2 separate regions of the Homo sapiens genome follow, and region 1 is linked to region 2. Evidence: chromatin loops called from intact Hi-C (ENCODE). Cell type or tissue: Caco-2. All regions are shown on one strand. Links, peaks and the distances in the headings refer to the core of each region. The heading gives the core; the rest is flanking DNA.

Region 1 (10,731 bases), core at 1,269-9,268, 150 kb before region 2:
ATGGACTTCGGGTGACTTTCCCGGAGTTCTGGGGAATCCCCTAACCCGGGGAGCTGCAGACGACTCACTGGCCCCGGGCCGCGGTTCCGCGGGTGGCCGCTGTACGCTTGAGACACCTGGTCCGCAGAAGTCAGGTGCACGTCTGTGCACCGTCGTGCGTTGGATGTGCATGGAGGCGAGATCGTGGTTATGGATGTCTGGGATCACGGGAGCGTGAACGGGGCGATCGACTGAGTGACTTGAGAGACGGGGTAGAGCGCAGGAAGGACCCCTAGGACGGGCCCACCTGCGACGGGCGGCGGTGGGGGAGTGGGGGGCTTGCCGGCGCGTTCACAGGCTCTGGGTTCGCGTTCGGAAACGCTTTCGCAGGGAGCGGGTCGGGATTCCCCGGAGCAGCACGGTGACGGCGTGCCACAATCCGGGCTCCAGCTGTGCCGCCTCCGCCCTCCCCATCCCTGCTAAGGGGCACCTGGCCTGGCTGTCAACTTCCCCTCGAACCATGGGTTTGCCTTGTGGACCCGCAGCTTCCCCTCTGCCTGCTTCTGCTCTGTCGCGCCTTCGGAAGGGCATGCTGCTCTCTCCCCTCCACTCCCTCCTTTACACATGAGGACCCTGAATCCCAGAGGTGCAGTCATGTACCCAAGGCCACGTACCTGCTGGTGGCAGAGCTGGGATGGGACCCTGGGACCTTAAAGAGAGCAAGTCCAAACCCACTCCTAAGAAGCCGGTGCTGCTGAGCTGCCTACCCCTGCTCCTACAGCAAGGTGATCCTGAGATGCCAGGGCTGCCACCCTCCCCTGGGCTCTTGCTCTGAATTCGAGACATACAGGATGCACTGTCCCTTTGCCTCTAGAGCCTCCAGTTCTAGGTCTGCAGTGGGAGGGCTGCCTTCCAGCTACACAGGGGCAAGGGAGCAGCTGCAAATTCAGTCTCTCAGCCCAGGCAGGAAGCCTGATGGAGTCAGGATGGGGATCAGTGGGGTCAGCATTCTGGATGGGATAGGGGCACAGGACAGGGAGGTCAGTTCGGATTTGGGTCCCTCTAAGGGAACTGGCCAGGGTGTGAAGCAGCCAGGTGCAGACAGGGATAGGCTCACTAGGCGTGTGACTTTGTGACCTTGGGCAAGGCCCTGCCCTTCTCTGGGGCTCAGGCTTGCTTGTCATCTGCAAAAAAAATGAGGCTCGAACAGAACTCTCAGGTACTTTCTAGTTTCATGAGTCCCTGAATTGTGAAAATAAAAAATTACCACTGAGAAACCATATACACTTCCAGACTGGTGGCTGCCTAGCCTGGCCTCTGCTCCTTGACAGAGGGGCTGGCCCTGGTGTTTGAGCTTGTGTGCTTGAATTGGCCTCAGGCCCACCGTGCCTTTTCTCATCTCAGACAGTACTCTTGCTCCTTCAGTTGCCACGCTGGCTCCCACCGGCCTCTTTCCAGATCATGAAGGTATTTTTCCTTCATCAAATTGAGAGGAAGTCCGTAGTAAAGCTGCCCGTTGACCAGGTAGTGCCGAGAGAATCGGTAGGTCACATGGATTCCTAAAGGTCCCCTGATCAGCCACAGTTTGATTCATGTTCTGATGCCCTCCCAGATGATGCCACCATTAGGTCTGCTGGGGCTGGGGGTGAGTCCCAGATTGCCCTGGATGTTATCTGTAGAGGATAGGAAGCGGCTGCTCTGGGGCCAGTGGCCAGTAAGGTCCCCAACCCTGGGGCCCAGCTCTCCCTTCCAGCTGATTACAGGCTATGGCAGGCTCCATAACCTCCCCAATTAGCCGGAGGCCAGGCCCAAGGCCTTTCTGATAACCTGAGCTCCAGTGGCAGCCGCTGTGGGGCCAGCTTATCTGGTCTCTCTTATCCTCACCCTTCCCCCACATACTCAAAGAGTTGCCCTGACTTCAAGCAGATGAATAACCAGATTGTCCTGCAAGCTCAGCCGGCAAGTCCAGCCCTACACCCACCACTTTCCCTGCCTGGGGGAGGCCACAGCTGTTTTGCCCCTGCTGGAGGGGAAGGGCCGGGCCAGGGAGGACTCCTGACTCTGTAAGCTGCCAGCCAGTTCCCTGAATGGTTGAGAGAGCCCCTGGCAGCAAGGTCTCTGCCACATCCACGTGTCCTGGGGTGGTTTCAGAGGGGCTCATGCTTCCTAGGGCAGCTGAACCCATCCCCAGGAAGACAGGCCATGGGCAGCATGCACAGGTAGCCTGGTAGCACTCTCCTCCTTGTCCCTTTTTGATTGAAACATGGCTGTAGCTGGGGGTAGGGGCAGTGCCAGGCCCATCAATAATTCAGCAAGATGGGGAAAAGCTGCAGCTCCTCCAGCACCCCCTGCTGCTGGGGCCAGGCTAGTGTTCGCAAGCATGCCTCAGTCTGGCATGTGACTTCTCGCCCTGCAGGTGCCCTGGCAGGAGGGACTGGCTTATGCCACCCTGTGCAGGATCGTCTTCTCAGCTTACAGAGCCTAGTGTGATTCAACAACCCTCCATCTCTGCCCCCAACATGCCCAACTGATCTGGTGGAGGGAACTGAAGATGAAGGCCTCTCAGGCACCATGGATGGGATGGGTGTGTGTGAAGGGGGCAGGGTCCCCAGGAGCTGCCCCAGGTCTGGCTGGACAGTTGCACGGGAAGTCCTGTTTGTGAACTCAACGTTTCCACGGCTTTTCCATTAAACTTTACCCCAAATCACACCTGGCTCTGTGGGTTTCCTTCCATTCTCCAAGGCCTCCCTGGGGTCTCTGGGAAGTGTGGGCCAGGGAAGGGGGCAAAGGACTAGCATTCGTCTCCTTCCTGCTCAATGCACCATTTTTTCTCCCTGTTCCTGTCTCTGTTGCCACTTACTTTAGGTCCGGAAGTGGTGGTGGTGGGGCGGGGGGACAAAATCAGGAACGTGTCATCTGAGGGTTCCGGCCAGGTTTCATGAGATACCCACCTTCACCTGACCACCCTTCCATCTTCTGAGTTAAAAAGAGGCAATTACAACAAGGTGCCCCCCAGATGAGGCTTTGCCAGACTCTCCCCTTGACAGCAACCCACCAGCACATGGCAAGCCCTGATCCCCAGGGAGGAGGGTCCAACCCTGTGGCACCCCAAGAACTCATTGCCTCTGGTAACAGGCAAGATGCTTAGAGAATGGGCTTCTTAAATCAGGCCCCATCCAAATTCCAGGACAAAAGTTCTTCCCATTCCAATCCTCCACTGACTCCTTCTGCCCCCAAGTTGCACATGAAAGGGGGTGTTGGGATCCTGGGCACTCAGGCCATAGGACTCTGCTCAGCATTTGGAGAGGACCCTTACCCCAGCAACTCAGGGATGGACACCAACTGCAGCGTGATTTATTGGACAAGACGTGCACTTTTCAACAGGGCCTCAGTAACCACGGTTTCCTTCACTGATCAGTACAGGACCAGGGTAAAGGGGCTTAAAGATAAGAAAGACAAACTCTTCCCATGAACAGATGGGGAAAGAAAGGAGGAAGAAGAGGCATGTCCTCCCTTCCTCCTTCCCTAGTACTCTGGGCCTCCGTTCACCCCGTGCTGGAGTGGGGCTGACCAAGGGAAGCTGGGGGCAGTGTGTGTCACAGCCAGACATGAGCTGAGGCTGTGACTGTCCACTCAGGGTCAAAATGGCCAGGTGGACGATCAACTCTGTCCCCACTCAGGCCCCCAGATCTGGTCACTGTTCCAGGCTCCCCCCACCCGCCCCACCGTGGGTATGGTTAAAAAATACAAAAGCGGATCCAATGCAGGATGTCATATGCAAACATACACAGGGACCGAGCTTCTACAGTCTCTCCTGGCCACAGCCTCCACCGACAGGTGTGGCAGAGGGCAAGTGCGCTGAGGTGCTTGGAGAAGGGTCTCTTCTCCATCCAGGTAGGATGGGCGGCTGCTGTCACTAAGCTTGGGGAAGGTGGTTGATGAAGGAAGAGCAGAGACTGAAGGGTAGGACCAGAGCGGGGCTTCTCCCCTCCTCCAGCAGGGGAGGGGGCTGGCCAGTCAGAAGCAGGTTGCTGGTACCTACGGGAAGCCAGTCGGGAAGAGGCTGAGGGGCTGGCTCTCATTGGTGGGCAGCGGAGATCGGTAGCCATCAAAGTTTCTTGGTATGCTGCCGCTGGTGGAGCCTGAGCTGTTACTCAGAGTCTCGATGCTTCCCTCTCGCTGAAGTTCTGCAAGACACAGGAGAGGGCCAGGCCTGGTTAGAGTTGGGTCTGGGGAGTGGGGGCACCATCTGGGCCAGGCTGCCTGCCTTGAGGCACCATTCTGGGTTCACTTGTGTCCTTCCGCAGGGGGATCCCCGCCTGCTCCCTGGATGGGCAGGGGGCAGCTCAGGTCACAGGAAGGCTCAGCCAGGGGAGGGAAAGCCCCCTGGCTGGCAGACTCTGGTGTGAGAGCACCGTCTCCCTGCTGCGGGAAGCCCTTTAGGCCCGAAGCACGGCCACCCTGACGATGTGTGTGGACTACACAGCTCTTCATGAGCCCGTACCCACGCCTGCACACACTCATGCTCAGCCAGCATGCCCCCAACTCCACAGTGCCTTCTGTCCCGGCTCTACAGGGGAGGCAGGCGGGGAGAAGCTAGGACACGGGAGGGCTTGCAGCATCCCTGCCTGATCTGTCCCCACCTCTCTCCTGCCCTGCCTGTGCCTAGAGCTTCTGCCTGGCTTTGCCACTCACTCATTCACTCATGCTCACCCACACAGTCCATCTGCTGGCCAGGTCTTGGCTCATCTTTGGCACCTCCTGCCAAGTGTCCTGTTTCCCTGGGAGGGGATGCCTGGTTTGAGAGGGGCCTGCTCCAATGAAGAGAGGGTCCCTGTCTGCCTGAAGTGCCTCCTTTCTCCTTTCCTCTTAGGCCCCAAGTCTCCTGGAGGCCCCTCAGCATCAACCTGAAGGGCAGGCAGGGAGTCCCGCCCTCCTCCTCCTCTGCCTCCCTGGCCCTGCACATCCATGTTGCCACCTCAGATATGGCAGCTTGATCCATCTAATTCAGCTGTGGGCCGCTCAATTGTCCTACCATCTCTTGACCCAAGTCAGGTCCTGGGGTAGGTGGGTTGGGAATGGAATTCCCTGCTTGCTGAGTGCAAGGAAGAACCAATTACTTCTTGGCTTTTTGAAGGTGGTCAGTTCCGATTCCCTTTCAGTCTCCCCCGGGGGCTCTGACATATGGGCACACACACACCGGGCAGTCTCTGGAGCCTGCCCCAAGCCAAGATATGTAGACCTGCAACCTTTCCTTCTCCAAGGGATGCCTGCCTGTGACTGAAGGAGTCTGGCCTGTCCACCCAGGAGTGCAGGACCTCAAAGCAGTCACTTGAAACAGCAAGATGTGCAAAAACGTTGCACTCGTCTGGTCTGGCTTGAGACCTTGGTCTTCATCCTGCAACCGCTCCCAGGCCCCCTGCCACCACACGCGCAGTACAGCCGGCTCTGGTTAGGGAATGAAGGGGTCATGGCCTTCACTCCTGGGCTGGCCAACACCAGCCAGCCAGCAACGAACCACTGACCCCGACTCCCTGCAGGCCTGCAGCAGCCACAGAGTGGAGTGGGGAGGAGGCGGGCACCTGGGCCTGGGGAGGGGAGGGGCCCTTGGGATCCATCAGCCGAGTCTGTCGCCGGGGTCTCGGTGGGACAGTTCACTGGGACACCAGGGCTTCTTGGCAAATTGGGGAAAGTAGGGGGATGGGACTGTGGACAGGGACCGAGGGCCTGACTATGGTCCCTGACCTCCAGGGGACATTGGCTGCCTGGGAAAGTCAAGAGCTATCTGGATATGGATAGAAAACAAGGCAGATAGGATCTTTTTCTCCTGCTCCTCCTTCAGTATCACCCTAATCTGGGGGGACAGGCCATCGTGCCATGAGATGGAGAGGGTGGTAAAGCCAAGAGTAGACCCTGGGGATTTTACATGGAAGCTCCAGACTCCAAGAGACCCCTCTGTTGCCTTATTTCCCCAAAAGCAAGCCGAGGAGTTGTGGGCGATCTGTCCCACCGCCCTCATGCGCGGCCGGCCCGGCACTAGGGGGCGCTGACAGCAGGGCCAGGCGGGCGGGAGAAGAGCACCGGCAGGCGCAAGAAAAGCAGGGGCTTCCTTAGGATCGGGCCGCCAGGCCTAAGGAAGAAAGCCCCCGAGGAAGGAGCAGGCAGGGCCACCAGGATGGGGAAGGCTGGCCCCTTTTTACAGCTCAGGGGCAGCTTTAACGGCCTTGATGCAAAATGCCTCCACATCCACACTGCCAAGGAAGCCAGGAAACGGGAGCCCGGGCCCAGGCATGGCACCCCCACCGTCCCTTGGCATAGGCCCCCAGCAAATACCCCAGCAGCCTCGGTGGTCCCACCAATGAGTCTTCGTGGATGCACCCCAGCCCATCACACCACAGTGCAGGGAAAGCCACCCAGGGGCTTACAAGATGAATGTCCTGTTCTTGGGGGCCAGGGACAACCTGAGCGCCTTGCTCGCATTTTCCCTTTGCCAGTTAGACCCGGGTAAGAAGGATGGGGGCAGCGTTCTCCCTCGCCCCCGCATCCCAGGGTAAGGTAACCAAGGCTCTGCTGAACTTCTCCCTCCTCTGCCTCTGCCCTGGCTAAGCCTGCCCTGTGCGCCTCAGTCTCCTGACTCCAGGTCACCCACCCTGTGCCAAAGCCAGAGTGGGCTATGTACAGCACAGCCCTCATCTTGCTTTTCCTCTGCGTAAAAGCCTTCAGCCACTCCTAACAGTTCCCAGGGCAAGGTCTGAACTCCCCAGCACTGTGAAATGGCCCTCCATGACCTGCCGCCAACCCCTCACTAGTGATACCCGTTATTATGTCTGAGACACAAAAGTGATGAAGCTGTGTGGTGTTTGGACCCATCCAGGTGGTTCTAGGCCTCTGGGCCTGTGTTCATGTAACTTGCTCTACAAAGCCCCAGAACACCTACTCATCTTCCAAAGCTTAGCACGAGTGTCCACTCCTCTGTGAGCCCGTCCTGTCCCCCGAGCAGAGCCTGCCAGACCCTACCCTGCGCTGTGCTGACTCCTAGCCCAGGCCCCCTCATCGTCCCATGTGTCTCATCTAGGGGAGACCCCCTCGGGGGGGTTCTGTGCCTTAACTCTGTATCCCTAGTGGCCTGGAAAATCATGGGTGCCCTAAACATTTCTAGCATGAATGAATGAATGAATGAATGAATGAATGAATGAATGAATGATGTGGTAAGGGGAGGTGGGGGCCCATTCTTCAACACAGACTAACTGAAAGAATCGGGGGCCTGCTGGCCCCGGGGCAGCTTTGTGGGCGCTTTTCTCCACGCCTCCTCTCAGACCCCTTCTGCTCCTCCCCCTGCAGGCAGGGGTGTGTGTGGGAAGTGGAGGGGAGGAGGGCTGCTCAGATTCCCCCCTCCAAGTCATCCCGGCCGCCCAGCCCTACGAGCAAGCGGCAAATGGAAACGTGTGGCCTTACCTTCCTCCATCCCGAACGCATGCTTTGTTACTGTTGGGTTGCTCACGGACGCTGGGCTGTTGGCATTGTTTTTTTTTTCCTTTTTTTTTCCCTTTTGAAAAGAAAAGCATTGAGGAATCTTTTTGGAAAAGATATGGACAACGATTGAGAAGTACACTGATCTCTGCAAGCAGGTGGAGAGGTGTCAGGAGGCGCAGGGGCACACCGTGAGGAGGGGGAGTTTGCAGTCAAGGAGGACAGTGACATGCATGTGTAGGGGCTGGGGACCAATCTGTCTTGGGGGTCCCAGAGATGGATCTGCTGTGACAGAGGGGGCCAAGACCCCGTTCAGAGTGGGGGAGGGGGAGAGGAGTCACAGGTTCAACATGAAGAACAGTTTTAGGAAGTGGGAGGGCTGGGGACCTACGGCCCATGCAGTGCCAGATGGGACCCCATGCAGGTGGGTTGCTGGAGGAGGACAGGGAAACAGACTGCAGTTTTCAGGGATGCCCTTGGACCTTCTGACTCAGTGGCCCAACTCCTGGCTGCTGCCCTCCTCCCCCACTCCCAAGACCTCCAGGTCTGAGCAGCTGTCCTGCGGTTGAGGTGGACCTGTTGGGGAAGTCCATCAGGAACCTGCCAGGGCCCGAAAGAGAGTGCTGGGGGCTCTGTGGCAGGAAATGAGGGAAGTGTCCCCAGCCACCTCCCCCCTTAGAGGTGTGGAGATTCTGGTCAGTGGGAGAAGCTTTAAAAGAGCTTGTTCTCCAGGCCCCAAAGTAGGGCAGGAGAGGAGGAGTGGCTTCCAGGCAAGTGGCTAGACCCAGTCACCTCATTGTGACCTTGCACTCTCCAGGGATGTGGTCCCCTGGGTGGTGGGAGCTATATACCCACATTGCAGAGAGCAAAACCAAGGAAGACGAAGCAACCACTAGCTCTGGTTCTTCACCTCCCACCCCCATCCCCCAAGAAAGAACGGGTGCTGGTGCGGGCCACAGGGTGCTGGCAGCTCCGGCATCACTAAGACCGGCCCCCATGCCCATGCTGGAGAGCCATTCCCTGTTGGCTCATATTGGAAATGGGCCTGTTACCCGCAGCTGCCCCTCTATGCCTTGGGCCAGGATGGACAGCCCCCAGGGGTAGGGGGATGATGAATGAGTAGCAACTGAAGGAAAGGTGCCTCCGCTCTCATGAAACAAGTGAAGGATGAGACAGCCGGATCCTTGGCACTACTGTTCTCAGGGTGAAAAAAAAGCAAGCTGGATCCTCATGCTGCCCCACTCCATATGGAGCCCATCCAAACTCAGAGGTGTCAGAGGGGGCAGAAAGAGGGGACTGGCCTTTTTAGAGAGAAGCAACCCTGGTCACTTGGGAGCGTGTGCCCAGGGAGATGGGGTGGGGTGGGGTCACTCTTTGTCTGTGAGGAGGCAAGGGCATGGCTGCCCACACCTTGTCCTACTCCTGAGCTGGGCCGTGCAGCATGGGCCCATGCACCTCCACCCACAGTGCAGTGTTGTGGCCCCTTTGCCAGGCTGTGAGTTGACGGGCAGCAGACTCCCCGGGAGGGGTGAAATGCGGAGGGCACAGGGCCTGTGTGAGACGCAGGGAAAGCTGGAGAGGCCAAACCAGGGGCCCCAGCAGTAGGTCGGAGGTGAAGTCGGGCCAGGTGCAGTGGCTCACACCTGTAATCCCACACTTTGGGAAGCCAAGGCAAGGGGATCACTTGAAGCCAAGAGTTCAAGACCATCTTGGGCAATACAGCAAAACCGTGTCCAAAAATTAAAAGATTAGCCAGGTGTGGTAGCACGTGCCTGTAATCCCAGCTACTCAGGAGGCTGAGGCAGGAAGATCCCTTGAGCCCAGGTGTTCCAGGCTGCAGTGGGCTATGATTGTGCCACTACACTCCAGCCTGGCATCTCAAAAAAAAAAAAAAAAACAAAAAACAAAAACAAAAAAAAACAGTAAGGAAATCCTGCTTTGGGCTTGGTGTTCTCTGGGTCTCTTCCAACCTGGACGTCTGGCCAATCAAAGGCCCTGCGAAAAGCTCCTCTGGCTTCGGAAGTGGGGGCATTGAGCCCTAGTCTCAGGGACCTGAGAGGGGCCAGGGAGGACAGTGCTCTGTTTGTGTTTAGGAAGAGGCTGCCTGGGGCCCCTGGTTCACCCTTTGGGCAGCTCTGGCACTTCCGTCACCACAAAAGGAGCAGCGTCCACGGCTCTGTACATGAGCATTGATGCTGCCCACTGAAGGGATTGGCAGAGCACTGTGACTGGGCCCTGGCTGCATTTCTCCACCCACGCTGACTGGTGGGAGTAGGATGAGACCTTAGGGTCCAGTCTGACCCTGCACCCACAGCTCTGCCTGCTTCCAGCAGTGAGCAGGAGGATGAGGATGTTTCCCCTGGCCAGTCCAGCCCCCAGCCTCAAGAGAACCCGAGAAGGCAGAGGGGCAGTGTCTGCCCATGTTGGTGGAGGCGTTTAGGGAAGTGGTTAAGAGCACACCCCCTGGCCACCTGCTACCTGGGAGACTTTGGGAAAGTTACTCGAATCTTTGTGCCTCAGGTTCCCGAACATGAGGTTAACGATGTCTGTGTCATGGCCTGGTTCTAAGAATGAAATTAAATAATGCATGTAGAGTGCATCACAAAGTGCTTAACGCTTCCAGTCAGCAAATGTGAGTTACTATTATTGCTGCAATCGGATTAGTCATTGTGATGATCCACAGGACTACAGGGTCCCTCTCCAGCCTCCCTCCCCAGCAGGTGTCTCTGCCATCCAGGCCCTCACCAGCTTGGCTTCCACCGGAGCTTGGGAAGGATTCTTTCTTTTTAATCAAGAAATGGCCCAGGGAGGAAGATGGCAGATGTGTGTTTACAGCTTTTCATTTCCCTCCTCGCCTCTTTGCAAATACCCTCTTCCAAAATGGAAAATAAATTTCCAACCCTGTTGACATGCATCGATTTTTCCCTCCTGCATCCACCTCTCAGCTCTCCCACATCAGCAGGGACTGTGGTTAAGACCCTTGCTGGGGCTGGGTTCCGGGGTGGCCCAGGGGAGCGGATGGCTTCGCGGCACACAGCAGCCAGCCGAGCTGCCCGCGCTTGCCCAGTGCCTGGCTTTGAGAAGGTTTGCAACCAACAGCTTCAGTACCTTCTGCCTGGGGGTTCCTGAATGGGCAGTGAGGTACGTAGTAGGGGAGGTCCTCTCATTAGGAGGTCGGGCATTTTCTGCATTTTCCCTTGATGGGACATGTGAAGAGGAGACCAGCGGGTCACGTGACTGCTCTAAGTTCAGCAAATGAACCATATGGGGTCTGCCCCAAGC
Region 2 (10,731 bases), core at 1,510-9,509:
TTTTAGTAGAGACGGGGTTTCTCCATGTTGGTCAGGCTGGTTTCGAATTCCCAACCTCAGGTGATCTGCCCGCCTCGGCCTCCCAAAGTGCTGGAATTACAGGTGTGAGCCACCACACCCAGCCAATGTTTGGATTCTTTACCTTGGATAACAAGAGCCATTTCTGGTCCCAGATATACTTAACACTGAGAAATGATTCCTCTTTAGTAAACAACAAACAAACAAGAAAAAACCTGAATATTATACTATTATGAAAGCTCTCAGATTTCTCAGAAACATTTAACATTTATTCAACAAAATTTTATTTTACATGTTAAATGATGTTAGTAGAGAAAAAATAGGTAAGTACATTTTTTAGACTCATTTTACCTCCAAACTATTATTCTTATTATTATTTTTTGAGATGGAGTCTCCCTCTGTTGCCCAGGCTGGAGTGCACTGGCACGATCTCGGCTCACTGCAAGCTCTGGCTCCTGGGTTCACGCCATTTTCCTGCCTCATCCTCCCGAGTAGCTGGGACTACAGGCACCCGCCACCACGGCCGGCTAATTTTTTTTTGTAATTTTTTTTTAGTAGAGGTGGGGTTTCACCGTGTTAGCGAGGATGGTCTTGATCTCCTGACCTCGTGATCCGCCTGCCTCGGCCTCCCAAAGTGTTGGGATTACAGGGGTGAGCCACTGCGCAGGCCCAAACTATTATTTTATTAAGCTTATTTACTTTGACTTCTCTTTCATCATTAGCATAAACAGTTGGCTAAGGTGTGTGTGTTTTAAGTCACAAGATGAAACAAGCAGAGGACAACAGAGCCAAAGGAAGACGTGGGTACTTGGTGGTAAACAGGCTCACTCACTAGCTTCATCACTTGCTAAGCTAAATACCAACCTACAAATTCGTAGTAATAACAGAGTCCTCACTGACTTTTGCAATCACATTCAAATAGTCAAGCCTCTAATATTAAATCCACATATTCAGTGTGCCCACTATATGAGGGTCCCCCAAAGAAAGCTTAACTGTATTGTAATTGCTATTCAGAGTCTTTTGAAGGGTAAGTGATGGAGAGTGAGAACTGAGGGGGCGGAAGCTCTAGAAGGTTTCTCATGGCAAAAATCCTGTCATGCCCAAACAAGAGAAAGCTCCCCAGTAAGAGTGGCATATTGAAATCTAATCAAAAGCCTAAACTATTTTTGTCTTTGATTTCATCAAATCATTCTAAGAATAACAGCCCTTGGTACCTTTTAAAAATGCTTCTTTTCGGGAAGAAAGTTTTAGTTAAGATATACTTCTGTGTGTCTGAGATCAATTTAAAAGAAATGGACCCTTTAGTTATAGGGCTCAATGATATAGGTAAATGAATCTGTTCTAGTGAATAACATAAAATCTGTTTTAAACTTTTTAGTGTATGTGTGCTAAGGCTGATAAGTCTCAGATAAATGTCAGCTACACTTGTTCCTTTTTATTATTTATTTATTGAGATGGAGTCTCTGTTGCCTAGGCTGGAGTGCAGTGGCACAATCTCAGCTCACTGCAACCTCTGCTTCCTGAGTTCAAGCGATTCTCCTGCCTCAGCCTCCAGAGTAGCTGGGATTACAGGCGTGCGCCACCACGCCTGGCTATTTTTTTTTGTATTTTTAGTAGAGATGGGGTTTCACCATGTTGGCCAGGCTGGTCTCAAACTCCTGGCCTCAAGTGATCCACCCGCCTTAGCCTCCCAAAGTGCTGGGGTTACAGGTGTGACCCACTGTGCTTGGCCCCACTTGTTCCTTTTTAATATCATGGTATAGTGAAAAGAATATGGACCTTGGAATCAGAGAAACCTGAGTTCAAAGCCTGTCCCTACCACTTATCTTCTCTTAGGCTGTTTTTGAATCTGTGAAATAAAAATACTATTCTACCCGCCAGGATGGTTGTAAGTAGAAGAAATTATGTCTGTAGAGTGCCTAGAGGAGTGCCTATGATAGAGCAGGCATTCAATAAATGGTAGCTCCTCCTCCTGCTGCTGCTGCTGCTGCTGTTGAGACAGCATGGTTACAGATCTCAAACATCTACAAGATGCTTTTCTCTTCACCAAAACACCTGTCACCAGGAGAATGTAAATGCCCACACAGAAAACCCCAATCAAAATATTTTTATCACACATATATTTAACATTCAAGTGCAGAACTTTTAGGGCTGAGAACTTCCAACACAACAATTATGGCTTCACATACCTGAGTGTTCTTTTAAAAAAATATATTCACATTTAAAAGGTCAAGTTGTAAAGCCATTTGATTAAAATAGTAATAAAAAAGTAAACATTAACTCACAATTTCTCCTTTGGTCTTTACTATTCCAACTGGTATCAACTCCAGAATAAGTTGCACCTTAAGACATTTTAGGATTATCTTGATTAAAATCTTTAAGTTCTTAATTTTAAGTAGGAAAAAACTAATCTCTGAAAGCCAACTTTAATACTTTTAGCATGATCTAGATCTTAACAGTTGCATGTTATCCTCTGCTACTCCTAAAACATTAACACATTGAAACATGATCACTCAGAGTAAATGAAGTTCTCTTTTTATATTAATCTTGGAGCCACTGATAAAATGCAAATGATTAACGTCAGAAAGAAAGAATTACTCATCACTAGACCAAATTTCCAAAAGCTTCATAAGTTACAGAAAGCGTTCACAAAGGTTTCAGAACTATCTGCTAGAGGCTTTGCAAATTGAATTAAAAACAAAACAAAAAACCCCAAAACAAAAAGCTGAAAATCTGTAGAGCTAATCATTATTTCAAACTCAGGCTTTCCTCTTGGATATATAACTATCTTTGATGGTACTGCTATAAAAACTAAGATCTTCTCTTCAAATCTGATATGCAGAGAATCTGTTCTAACCCAAACTAAATAAAGATGTTGGTGCCAATCAACTCCTACTATCTATACTATGGTAACCTGCTATTTTATTCCTTTTTGCTTTTGCATTTCAAAAATGAGCTCACTAAATCAGTACCTGATTGTCTCCTGAGAACTGTGAATGCCAACCTACCTGGCACACCTAGGAAAAACTGGCTCAAAGGTATGCTATATTGCTTCTATTGCTAAAAATATACACGAACAAATTAAAAAAATCTTAGGTACCCAAGCATTTTGGACTTCTGTTTGCTTGTCTGGACTATCTGCAATATCCATTTCGATTTTTGCTATTTCTAGCCATGAAGCCATCACAGGAGGTTAGCCTCAGGGCCCTGAGAGGAAATTTGGCTTCCACCTCTGGGACACACGTTTCAGTGCTTATGTCTGACTGACCCTGCCAATCACCCCTCCCAGAAGCCACAAGCCTGGCTTACAATAACAGAGTATATCAAAGAGGACAGGAAAGAAAACAAGACAGCAGCAGGGTCAGCAGAGGATAAGAATACGGTGAAGACACCCCGTGGAAACTGGGAAATGGAGAGCCATACACCAATGGTAGCAAATGTGTCGCTCAGAAAAAGCAAGGCCATAAAGACATAAGACCTGCCAAAGCCAGCTCTGCACTACCATAAATCACTGTCAGAAATAGCTATGAGGGCAGATTATCTCATTATGATGGAATTGGTCAAGCAGAAATACTCTTGTGCCTGGGTGTGGTGGCTCACAACTGTAATCCCAGCACTTTGGGAGGCTGAGGCGGGTGGATCACGAGGTCAGGAGTTCGAGACCAGCCTGGCCAACGTGGTGAAACCCCATCTCTACTAAAAATACAAAAATTAGCCAGGTGTGGTGGCAGGCGCCTGTAATCCCAGCTACTCAGGAGGTTGAGGCAGGAAAATCGCTTGAAACTGGAAGGCGGAGGTTGCAGTGAGCCAAGATCATGCCACTGCGCTCCAGCCTGAGCAACAAGAGCGAAACTCCATCTCAAAAAAAAAAAACCCGAAAAACTGCCAGGTGTGGTGGCGGGTGCCTGTAATCCCAGCTACTCAGGAGGCTGAGGTAGGAAAATCGCTTGAACCCAGGAGGTGGAGTTTGCAGTGAGCCAAGATTGTGCCTCTGTACTCCAGCCTGGGCGACAAAAGTGAAACTCTGTCTCACAAAACAAAAACAAAAACAAAACTCTTGTTCATACAAAGTTATAACCCGTATATTTAAACCAACTCAGGGTGGTGATCATAACTGTATCTTCTCCAACATAAAAATCACCCCTGTAAAGCAATTCTCTTTACCATCATCATCCAATTCAGGAATATGGGTGATCCATTAGAGTCAAGCTTCCTGCCTCCATATAAAAATATGGCTAATCTATTTTGCATTATGATCATAAAGTCAGCCAATTTAAAAGGAATAGAGAGTAATACAAAAAGCAGTTAAGAGCTGGGGGTCTACGGTCAGTCCAGATTTCAATCGTGACTCTGCTGCTTATGGGCTGAGCAGTCTTGGGAAAGTTACTTCGTTTCTCTGAGTCTCTATTTTCTTCCAGAATTATTTTGAGTATTCAGTGTCCCACGTACTGTATCCAGAGCTGGTTCCTGCCAGTGGATTCAGGGTCTTGCTGACTTCAAGAATGAAGCTGCGGACCTTCGAGGTGAGTGTTACAGCTCTTAAAGGTGGCAAGGACCCAAACAGTGAGCAGCCACAAGATTTATTGTGAAGAGCAAAAGAACCAGCTTCCACAGCCTGCTAGGGGGCCTCAGTGGGTTGCCGCTGCTGGCGGGGATGGCCAGCTTTTATTCCTTTATTTGTCCCCACCCATGTTCCGTTTCTGTCCTATCAGAATGCCCTTTTTTCAATCCTCCTTGCGATTGGCTACTTTTAGGATCCTGATTGGTGCATTTTACAGAGCACTGATTGGGGCATTTTACAGAGCACTGATTGGTGTGCTTTACAGAGCGCTGATTGGTGCATTTTACAATCCTTTGCTAGCTACAGAGTGCTGATTGGTACATGTTACAATCCCCTTGCTAGCTGCAGAGTGCTGATTGGTGTGTTTTACAATCCTCTTGTAAGACAGAAAAGTTCTCCAAGTCCCCACTCTACCCAGAAGTCCAGCTGGCTTCACCTCTCAGTATGGTAACCTTTCAATACATGTTAACTTATTATTATTTGACAGCTATGTAAAAAAGATAACTTTTTAATGGCTTCCTCTTGCTTTACCAAAGGAAGTCCACTCTCAGGCCTGGCATCCTAAGTCCGCTATGCAGAGGCTATTCTACTTTTTCAGTCTTCTCTTTTATTACCTCCCTTCACATCCAGGATCCAACTTTCCTGCCTCCAATTTTTCCTTTGTGTTGTTCCTGCTGCATAAAACCACTTTTAGAGCCACATTTAAAGATTCAATCCTACTTTCCCACAAAGTCAGCTCAAATCATACCTTCTCCAAAAAGCCTTTTTTTTTTTTACCTTCTCCATCATCCCTCCACTTACAACATTTTGAAACCTATTTACAATTGACTACTTTATACCATCTTTTTATAGCCATTTGTATATAAGTAGAGTACTAACACAGGGCTTTGTCCATAGTAACACTTAATAAAGGTTACAGTGGCCGGATGCGGTGGCTCACGCCTGTAATCCCAGCACTTTGGGAGGCCGAGGCGGGTGGATCACGAGGTCAGGAGATCGAGACCACCCTGGCTAACACAGTGAAACCCCGTCTCTACTAAAAATACAAAAAAATTAGCCAGGCATGGTGGCGGGTGCCTATAGTCCCAGCTATTCAGGAGGCTGAGGCAGGACAATTGGTTGAACCTGGGAGGCAGAGGTTGCAGTGAGCTGAGATCACACCGCTGCACTCCAGCCTGGGTGACAGAGCGAGACTCCATCTCAAAACAAAAAATGTTGTTAAAGTAACGAATAAATAAAAATTATTATCTCCAACATAAGATCTAAGAAGAAGAGCAACTTGCCCCTGTCCTCCCACTTTCCTACAGAACACCACGAAAATGCCACTGCCTCATGAACTCTGACAGGAGTGGGGACAGATGTTGCCAGGATTCTGACGTATGATAGCTGGCACTTTTCTGTTTGCACCCAAGGAGTTAAACTGAGTCCTGCGGAGATAAAAATCTCTGGTTTTATTGTGCAGTAAGGCTGCCTGACAAACGAAGATCCAGCTGCAATTGTAACATTCCAAGCTCACAAGGCACCAAGTTTTACTAACTATAATTTAACTGGTCCGACTGCTGCAGTCCAAATTCTTGTTTGGATAATCAGCCTTTGTTTGAGTATGTTCAAAAACAGCACAGGCTAGCATTCGCCTCTGGGTATGTCATGTGAGCTGATTACCCTGTGGCTCCCAGTAGCAGAAACTCCTAGACAAGAGGAGGATTATTTTCCTAGTATTACTGTTAAGCTAACATATAATCAGTCCTTTTCCCCCAGTCTCCACATCTCTTTTGCAGCCTCCCTAACCATTTTTTTCCCTTGTCTTTCTTTCTCCTTCTTCTCCTTTTTTTTTTTTTTAAACAATTCAAAAGTCTTCTTTCCAAGTTCAAACAAAGTTTAAAGGTGAAAAGGTCAAAAGCTTCATGGCTGGCGCTGTTTAGAAAGAGGTAGCACTAACGGGGGTCTCCAGCTCAGCATCCACTAAAGGCTCAGGAATCTCATATTTCACTGTACTTCTGTACTACGTAGTCACCTCACAATCTGTTTGGAATGAAATTAAGCCCTTGTTAATAAATTTGAACATAAGAGAATAATAACTCTACCTGCTAAACAAGCACATTCATGCATAAGCAACTCGAGTGGCTCAATCATCTGTCAAATATCGAAATTCTCAAAACTGTACATTTTCATTGAAGGTTACTTGTTTGAGATCTTCCCAGGCTGCCTGTCTGCAAGTCTTAGACTATAACTAGCCAAGAAGGATTCTGGAAACTACACTTATCCGGTCCTTCAGCCTTCACCTGGCCACTCTTTTCAAAGAGACCAAATGAGTTGACACATTTAAAGTGCTTAGGACAGGCGGGGGGCAGACAGCCAGGCGTGGTGGTTCACGCCTATAATCCCAGCACTTTGGAAGACCGAAGTGGGCGGATCATCTTAGGTCAGGAGTTTGAGACCAGCCCGGCCAATGTGGTGAAACCCTGTCTCTACTAAAATACAAAACTTAGCCAGGAGTGGTGGCGTGCGCCTATAGTCCCAGCTACTCGGGAGGCTGAGGAAGGAGAATTGCTTGAACCCAGGAGGTGGAAGTTGCAGTGAGCCGAGATCATGCCACTGCACTCCTCCCTGGGTGACAGAGCGAGACTCCGTCTCAATAAATAAATAAATAAGTAAATAAATAAAGTGCTTAGGACAAAGCCTAGTGCTTTGTGAGGAAATGTGAAGTTGAGAGAAAATGCGAAGCAGTACTATGATTTTTTTTTTTTTTTTTTTTTCTGGAAAAAGCCTGAGCCAGAGGGTATAGTTCTAACAGTCAGTGGGAAGACTGCTGGCTGGAAAAGGCCCTGGCGCAGGACAGGCAGGAATGACTAGCTATAGGTCCATGGGTTGGTGAAATGCTGCACAGTGGGAAATGAAGTGAGCTCTAAGCTGGTCTGGAACTGTAGGTGTTAATCTGCTTCTAGCAGCTCCTGAATTGCTAGAGGGAAGCCCACCAAAGGAGAAGGAAACTCCTCTCCCTGGGAGGGAGGTCTATTGATTTTGCAATTAACAACAGCAAAGAAACACATTCTGAAACTTTTCCTAGAAGGCTCAGAATTTAATCCTATACAACAGTTTAGTATTGAATCTGCAAGGTCTTGGCTGAGATGACAGGTGGAAAACAGAGTACTTCAGACCTGGCTCCAGTCAGAGAGAGGGACAGGAGTAATCAGGAGTAATCACTCTAGGCCAAAATTGCAACCTGCTCAGCAATGGTGTAGGAATGTAGGATTTGAGGAAGGAGAGGAAGGAAGAAGAGAGAGCTGTATCCTAGTACTCAGTGGGAAGCTTAGAAAGTGAGCACTAATGGTTGCAGATTTATCATTTACTTCCCCATTCTGCATTCTTGCTCCATGCATTCTGGGACAGAGGAAGGGGGTTTCTATTGTGAATTTCTGTAACTTCTAATAGTGCTATGTTTAGACCAGTACTAATCTTTAATATCAATGAATGGCACCCTCTACTAGCTTAAATCATTCTGCAATTTAGAACCACTTTTTTTGCTCCATGATGTGGGTACTAAGTGAAAAAAAAAAAAACCAAACCTGATATTAGTAATACTCAATTCACATTAATTAGAATAATGGATGGAATGCCACAGCTGGAAGACCTCTTAAAGAAAGCTCAACTAGACAGGAAAGAGCCTCAGGGGCCAGAACTGAAGCCAGAGAGAGATTCTCCCTGTGCCCTCCATTAACCAAAGCATCTCCTCTTGTATCTGTTTTATAGATTGGGGTCCTGCATAAAATTTTATTAGAAAAAGAGTTCTGTGCTTAGGAAGGTGAATTGAGAAGGGAGGTTTGACGAAGAGCTAGCCTAATCCATGCTTTCATTTTTAAGTAAAAGAAACATGAGACAGGAAGATTGTGACTTATCCAAGGTCCCTCAGTGAATCAGAGACAGGGTTAAGGCAAAAATACCTCTCCAGTCTTCAAGTTCGGTATATGCTTCATCTCCAAATCAAGTCTACTGGCTCCACCTTTCAGGGAAGCCCTTCATTTACTGTGTTTTGATCACAAGACAGCAACTTAAAAAGAAGCATTTCTTAGAAATATTTAGCACAATAACTCAAATTAACAATCATTTTTAGATCTGGACGATGAACCAATACAAGCTTAGTTGATTGGCATCTTTAGTTGTAGAATCACTTCTGCAAAAGCCATTAGCCACAGAGTGTTCTGGGCAGCTCAGATTTTACTACAAACCTGTAAAAGCCTGGGGTCCAAACTCTTCCCTGGGGCTCAAAGGTGTGAAGCTTCCTAAATGAAACTTGGGCATTCAGAACCTTCCCAATCAGCTCTAATCTTTATCACCTCCTTTCCATTATCCCTCAAAGAGTGTTGCTAGATAATATGGAGAGGAGTTTTTTAAAAAAGAAGTATTTTTAGCCCCTTTTTAAGTGGTAACAAAGTTTATCACCCTCCTACTCAAATTAGTCACACAGGTTAGTCCCAAGAGAGCGCAGTCTAGCTACAGATCACTGCAAAGGAATGACTTCATGGAGGCCCAAAACAAACACTTCGGCACATGGTTCCATCTGGAAATATAGTCAAATAGAAGCAAATTCCATGAAATTCCCAACTGATGCCGGCAACATAATTTTGCATCTTACAATACTAGCTCAAGGCTAATGCAGTAGCCTGCTAAATAGATAAGCAACTCTAAAAAGAAAATAGTTAACATAAAGAAAATAATTGAAATAGACAAAGAAAGTTGTTTTAATGGTGATAATAATTATTTCTAATACACACAGTCAGAAGGGTTGAAGAGGCCGACGAAGAGCAATGAGAAGAGAGATCAATCAAGACTACAATAGGATTTGCAAAGAATTTTCTACCATTGTGATTTTTTTTCCTCTTAAGAAAGAGAACACCGGTCCTGGATCCTCAGGATGAAACCCAGAGATGGGTTTTTGAAGATTTTCTTTACTCAAAAGAGGGTTCTCAAAGCAGGACTAGAACATGGACCATGAAGAAGGTTATATTCCAAGGGTCTGCCGAACTGCCATGAATACAACACATATTCCTACCTGGGACTCTGTTTCTCTGTATACAAAAGAAAAACAACCTCCCACCCTGCCAGATAATGATTTTGAGGAAAATTACTCCCCACCCCCCACCTTTTTTTTGGCCAAAATAAAACATTACAATCAGTATCTGTCATTACATGCAACACACGTCTATCCAGAATTAATTGCTTCTAAATTATCTGGGAAACAAAGCACACTACACAGATTAACATATAACCACTGACTTTGTGGAATGCTTTTAAACTCTCCTGATTTCTTTTTCTCTTTCTTTTTTTTTTTTTTTTTTTTTCGGAGTCTTTCACTGTCACCCAGGCTGGAGTGCAGTGGTGTGATCTCGGCTCACTGCAAGCTCTGCCTTCCGGGTTCACGCCATTCTCCTGCCTCAGTCTCCCGAGTAGCTGGGATTACAGGTGCCCACCATCACGCCTAGCTAATTTTTGTATTTTTAGTACAGACGGGGTTTCACCGTATTGGCCAGGCTGGTCTTGAACTCCTGACCTTGTGATCCACCCCCCTCGGCCTCCCAAAGTGCTGGGATTACAGGCATGAGCCACTGTGTCAGGCCTCTTTTCCTTCTTTCTTTGTTTCCTTCTTTCTCTTTCTTTTTTTTTTTTTTTTTTGAGACAGGGTCTCTTCCAGGCTTGAGTGCAGTGGTGCAATCATGGCTCACTGTAGCTTCGATCTCTCAGGCTCAAATGATCCTCCCACTTCAGCCCCCTGAGTAGCTGGGACTACAGGTGTGTGTCACCACACCTGGCTAATGGTAAAATTATTTTGTAGAGACGGTGTCTTGCTATGTTGCCCAGGCTGATCTCAAATTCCTGGGCTCAAGCTGTCTTCCTGCCTCATCCTCCTAAAGTGCTTACAGATGTGATTACAGGTATGAGCCACTGTCTCCAGCCTTGTCATTTCCTTTGAAGGTAGGATTCCTTAATGCCCAGCATGGTTTCTGCATTATGGATTTGGAACTTAAGAAAGGTATGGGTTAAAAACAGCTTTGTACTTCATGGTATGACTTTGAACAAATATCTGAAACTTCTAAAACCGGTTTCTTATCTGTAAAATGGAGATAAAGCAATAAAAAGACACTATCAAGAGAGTA

Evidence for each region. Peaks named below come from ENCODE experiments on the same cell type or tissue, not always from the same donor. Only the 100,000 strongest peaks of a DNase experiment are listed, where the experiment ranks them.
Region 1: a loop joins it to region 2, with 2.6 times the contacts of the local background. A loop is called at or near these places in 2 of 110 quality-filtered maps.

Annotation. Positions count from the first base shown.
Region 1 is chr17:61,385,412-61,396,142 of GRCh38, reverse strand. BCAS3 (BCAS3 microtubule associated cell migration factor) reads right to left here. Exons shown (of 24, transcript NM_017679.5): 24 at 3,312-4,166. The coding sequence ends at 4,018. It overlaps TBX2-AS1 (TBX2 antisense RNA 1), which reads left to right. Exons shown (of 2, transcript NR_125751.1): 2 at 2,396-2,687. Among named protein-coding and RNA genes, the nearest start is that of TBX2-AS1, 8.8 kb to the left of the region's middle. In Caco-2, for the core only: CTCF peaks have their summits at 2,336 (motif pointing left), 5,828 and 6,027 (motif pointing right); a DNase peak (open chromatin) is centred at 1,812.
Region 2 is chr17:61,231,388-61,242,118 of GRCh38, reverse strand. The region is part of intron 22 of BCAS3 (BCAS3 microtubule associated cell migration factor); the gene reads right to left. Among named protein-coding and RNA genes, the nearest start is that of BCAS3-AS1, 100 kb to the right of the region's middle. In Caco-2, for the core only: no CTCF peak of the experiment used is centred there; DNase peaks (open chromatin) are centred at 6,178, 6,968 and 9,109.